Linked DNA regions of Homo sapiens: region 1 is linked to region 2. A link is a loop called in an ENCODE intact Hi-C map of the cell type or tissue named here. Cell type or tissue: A673. All regions are shown on one strand. Links, peaks and the distances in the headings refer to the core of each region. The heading gives the core; the rest is flanking DNA.

Region 1 (2,811 bases), core at 267-2,766, 220 kb before region 2:
AGTAGCATCTACCCGAACACCTCTGTCACCTCCATGGAACTTGAGGAGGGCAAGGAAAACAACACAAATATAAAGCCCATTCCACTTGCAGTGCCATGAACAATGATGTCCACTGTCTAACTCAGGAAATCTCATGTCTTCTACCAACATCTACAAAACTGCAGCAGGCTAAATTTTCAGTCCCTTCACAGTTCTTGACAAGGTCTTTGTAAATTCTTAGCTATGCAGTGCAGACTAATGAGGAAGGCTGGGTGCTCTGCTCAAATACACAAACAATGTAGCCACAGCAATGCAGGTGATGACTACCTTCAATGTTTCTAACAGGTTTTAGCTAATTAAGTTGTATCACTGATTAAACTGTTTCCCAGTTACACAAGGGTTATGCTGCTGAGTATCTGTGGCATCATGTTAAGGTAATCATATATACAAAACATATATTAATACTATATAGTACACAGAATATCTACTAACGGAACAGCTAGCGTTTATTGGGCACTCATGTATCAATAACTTTGTATGAACTATGTTATTTAACCCTCACAAGTCCATGAAGTAGATACTTTCATTACATTTTAATATACCAAGTTTACAAATGATTCAACTTAGAAGGTAAACAGTAGTCCAAGGTCATATAACTCAAAGCAATGAAAGTGGGAAGTCAAACCAGGTCTGACTCTAGGGCCTGAACTCTCATAAATTTTGTACGTATAACCAAACGGTATTTATTTTCTAATTCATAAGTATTCCAGGTAGACTTCTGCCACAATAAAGCATGAAAGTGCAGTCAAATTAGCAATATATGAAAAAGATTTTTAAATTGATATTGTATTTCTCTTGGTCACACAGGTCAACACTGAACACTTCCTGAAATAAGTATCAAGCACTCAAAAAATATTTTACATTTTTACATCCAAGAAAGCCCTAAAACATTCTTATTACAAATTTTTTAAATGATGTCACTTGAATTTACCCTTACTGTATGTTTTTTTCAAACACATTTAAATATCAGACTTGATGTAAGCTCCATGAATAGGTCTTTGTTTCGTTAGCTGCTGTATCCCCAGCAACTAACACAATGCCTGGTGTAGTAGGTACTGAAGAAATATTTTTGTATAAATATTTTTGTACAAATAGAGTAATACTTTCTGGGAAAAAAAATGAGTCTTAGTTCTATTTTTAAAAACTTAGTCATTGAAGCACTAAAACATATCTCTTCATAAGATTTCACTAACATCATAAAAGTATGGATCCTGAGATTAATGGAAAAGCAAGACTGCACTATTTTATTTAAGCCTCTAAGGGCTTTAATTACTGAAATTGCCTCACTGTCCATATTATACAATCATATTATACAATTATACAAACATATTATACAATCATATTATACAATCAGTTTATCCATACTATACAATCAACAGTTTCAGAATGTATCATGAAAACTCTCCAAAATCCACTTAATATGGTCATGTAATCATTTTTTATAAACCAGTATTCCCATTCTGGGAGCCTAAAATTACAGTATGAAAAAGTTACCAACCGGAAGGGACCATGTCTTTTACTTCTTTTACACCATTTTCATACAGTGTAGTATTGTTCTGGTCGTATAAATACTCATCCATCACCTTTACATAAACACGTACCTAAATAAAAAATGAAAACACTTCTTTCCATTCTTTTGGCAGCCTTCTGGGGCAAGGGAGATGCTCATTTTTGTTACTGATGTTATACTATGACTTTAAAAAAAAAAAAAGCATAATGTAGTATGTTCAATCTGAGGCTTAACAGCTAAAACCATTACCTAGCTGATGGACCTTGGGTAAATCACTTCCCCTCTCTATCCCAGTCTAACCTGCTTCATTTTAGAATTTGTAGGCAAAATGATCTCTAAGGCTTCTCTCATGTCATGTGACATTGTGATTAACTTTACTTACCACCTTAAAGAACGTCTTCTACCCGGTGGTAAAGATGGGAGATAATTCAATCTTAAACCCATCACAGCTTTATTGACATTTCATCTTAAAAAACTACCTTAAACGTTTTAGGAGTGCTTTTTAAGGTATTCTGATGCATACACTGCTCAGTCTGACCTAAACAATCCTGGTGACATAATCTTGAAAACAAGGCAGAGAAAATAAACAATAGTCTTAACACAGAAGTGGAACACTTTGATTTGCAACATTTCATACCAATTTTATGTCCCTCCACTCTAAACTTCCAAAGAACAATAAGATGTACACATACGTAAATTATTTGTAAAAGAACAATGTTAGTGTTCAAGAATGAACGTGAAATTAGTGCATGCTACTTACTAATAATTTAACATCTTGATTAAAATAGAAACGAGCGGTCCACATCTAAAGTTTAAGTTTTTGGATTCTAGACAGGTAGGATGTAAAGAAATAGAAAAGAAGGTACATTTTCAGAGAACCTGAAACAAACTTTTTTTTTTATTATTTAGATCTAAAGTTTTTGCTAGGGGAAAATATAACATGAAAAAATGATCACAATAATCTTAACTAAAAACATACAAAATACAAATATATAATTATACACAGCATAGCTATAAAAAGTTTATCAAAATGTTAACAGAGGTTATTTTGTGAGATTGAGTAATTTTTATTGGCTTTATAATATCTCCCATCCAAGTACTAACCAGACCCTGCTAGCTTCCGAGATCAGACGAGATGGGGCGCGTTCAGGGTGGTATGGCCATAGACAGCTTTATAATATCTATACTTTTTCCATTTTCTAATTTAGCACTGATTTTATATAACAAGGGACTTTTAAACATGTACCCATAGTAGCTTAATT
Region 2 (2,811 bases), core at 117-2,616:
CTCTCCTGACTCCCCGCCCTTCCCCTCCTGCACACTTGTGTTCAGTGTCATATTCTTCTACTGAACTGAACCTTACCCTAAGAACCAACCCTCAGTAGCTCTGGTAGAGGGCATTTTAAGGACTTTAAGGCAGAACCCTCCCTTGGGTAAAGATTTGTAGGAAGCTGGCCTTCCTCCAGACAGTTCTTCCCCTAGCCCACATGTGGTTCCTGAGTTTCAGGCTATGGAACCTCCCCTGGTTCTAGTGTCAGCAGATGTTCAAAAGTGGGGCATCAAGATTAGTCAGTGGCAGGCCGGGCGCGGTGACTCACACCTGTAATCTCAGCACTTTGGGAGGCAGAGGCGGGTGGATCACCTGAGGTCAGGAGTTCAAGACCAGCCTGTGCAACATGGTGAAACATCATCTCTACTAAAAATACAAAAATTAACCAGGCGTGGTGGCGGGCACCTGTAATCGCAGCTACTCAGGAGGCTGAGGCAGGAGAATCTCTTGAACTCAGGAGGCAGAGGTTGCACAGAGCCAAAATCACGCCATTGCACTCCAGCTTGGGCGATAGAGTGAGACTCCGTCTCAAAAAAAAAAAAAAAGATTAGCCGAGGGTTTACTGTGGGTAGCCCAAGGACAGAGGGGCCCTGGCTCCATTTCTCCTAAATGGGGGAGGAAGCGGGGAGAAGGAAATGCAGATTTACTCTCAAAAATCACAGGGAGAAAGACTGACAGGTTCGACCACCAAAAAGTTAACACTTGCTTAATGGAAGAAATATCATAAACACAATTTTTAAAACTACAATCTGGGAAAATATTTGGCATAAATATGACTCGGTTAATAATCAATATAGAAAGAACTAATAGATTATTATTTATCATTATTATTTTTTACAAAACCACCAAGGTCCATTAGGAAAAATGAGCAGATGCAATCAGGGAGTTCACAAGTAGGAAATGCATGTATGAAGAAGGTGTTCAATTTCACAAGTAAGTAAACATACAGATTAAAGCATCAAGAAATAATTTTCGGCTGGGTGCAGTGGTTCACACCTGTAATCCCAGCACTTTGGGAGGCCAAGGTGGGCCTTGAAGCCAGGGGTTTTGAGACCAGCCTGGCCAACATGGTGAAACCCCATCTCTACTAAAAACACAAAAATTAGCCGGGCGTGGTAGTGCATGCCTGTAATCCCAGCTACTCGGGAGGCTGAGGCAGGAGAGACTGCAGCGAGCTGAGATTGCACTACTGCACTCCAGCCTGAGCAACAGAACAAGACTGCCACCAAAAAAAAAAAAAAAAAAAAGATTTTTTCACTTATCAGCTTATCAGAGTTGTAAAACCTAAAGCTCCGTGCTGGTTAGCGGAACAGAAAGGAGAAGGCCCGGTCAGGCTGCTCAAACAATAATAAACTGCTCTTTTAGAATCAGACTGTCTGACTTTATATATGTTCATATCCTGACAGCCATTCTCTGTCACGTGGGTTCCTTCACATATCTTTCCCCCAATGCAATATTTATTTTACTCTCCATGAACAAAATTAGGTTCTGGTGGGTGTGAGAGATAAGGAATCTGAAAGCTCCCTGCTGGTTGCCAAATGTAAATTTGCATATAGAGGATAAGGAAGGGAAGAAAAGGAAACTTAAACGGAAGGTTTAAGGATTATCTAGGAGTACTCTTCTCTTTTGACTGTGAACGTCTGGAAGCAAGCTTGATGCAAGTAACCACAGCAACACTTATTCAGTGTTAATTACTAGCTAAGTACCAGGTACCCATGGGCCCTGCCAGGCTTCTTATGTCAAAGATGTCACTGTCCCCCTGCCTAAAGGAAGGTGTCATTGTTCTTGAAACTGAGGCAGAGTCCCTGCAAAGATCTGCCCTGATGGGCCACAGACAGGCTTTAAGCCCATGCACTTCAGTAAACATGTAAATTACCATCCCATGCGTTCAGTTTTTAGTTTGAGGCCTTACTGAGGATATGCAGGAAAAAAATGTTGAACAGACTGGGAAATAAAATATCAAAGCTTGACATAGAGAATCAGCTGCAAAGATGAGCAGGTCAGTGCTGGCTGGCATAATCACACACACACTGGTCCTATTTCTCCCTGTTGACTGGAGGGGATTCAGAAAATACATTTTGGTATTTTCCCTGCAGGGCTGAAGAATTTCTCCCAAAGAGTAAAAATAATAAATATTTGTAGAACATGTGAGATCACGTCTGTGAAACACATTTCCCTCTCAACTAGGTTATTTTTCGTGCCCTACAGTTCTTACCTAAAGAGTAAACAGCAAACCCAACAATTATATATATATATATATATTTTGAGATGAAGTCTCACTCCGTCATCCAGGCCAGAGTGCAATGACACAATCTTGGCTCACTGCAACCTTCGCCTCCCGGGTTCAAGGGATTCTCCTGCCTCAGCCTCCCAGGTAGCTGGGACTACAGGCATGCGCCACCACGCCCAGCTAATTTTTGTATTTTTTAGTAGAGACAGGGTTTCACCATTTTGGCCAGGATGGTTTCGATCTCTTGACCTCGTGATCTGCCTGCCTCAGCTTCCCAAAGTGCTGGAATTACTGGCGTGAGCCACCGCACCCAGCCTGTGATGGTTACTTTTATGTATCAGCTTGGCTAGGCCATAGATATTTCATCAAACATTATTCTAAGTGCTTCTGTGAAGATAGCTTACATGAGACTAACATTTAAATCAGTGGACTTGCAGTAAACCAGGGTATTCTGCTAATGTAGGTGGGCCTCATCCAATCAGATGAAAGTCTTTTTTTTTTTTTGACATGGAGTCTCACTCTGTCACCCAGGCTGGAG

What was found. A loop is a pair of places that touch in the nucleus more often than their neighbours do. Peaks named below come from ENCODE experiments on the same cell type or tissue, not always from the same donor. Only the 100,000 strongest peaks of a DNase experiment are listed, where the experiment ranks them.
Region 1: a loop joins it to region 2, with 2.5 times the contacts of the local background. A loop is called at or near these places in 30 of 110 quality-filtered maps.

Annotation. Positions count from the first base shown.
Region 1 is chr18:9,923,825-9,926,635 of GRCh38, reverse strand. All of the region lies in intron 1 of VAPA (VAMP associated protein A), which reads right to left. It also overlaps the pseudogene RNA5SP450. Among named protein-coding and RNA genes, the nearest start is that of VAPA, 11 kb to the right of the region's middle. RefSeq lists a silencer at 1-124. In A673, for the core only: no CTCF peak of the experiment used is centred there; no DNase peak of the experiment used is centred there; H3K27ac peaks cover 149 bases.
Region 2 is chr18:9,699,270-9,702,080 of GRCh38, reverse strand. The region is part of intron 1 of LOC124904244 (a long non-coding RNA gene); the gene reads left to right. Among named protein-coding and RNA genes, the nearest start is that of RAB31, 7.6 kb to the left of the region's middle. In A673, for the core only: no CTCF peak of the experiment used is centred there; a DNase peak (open chromatin) is centred at 1,650.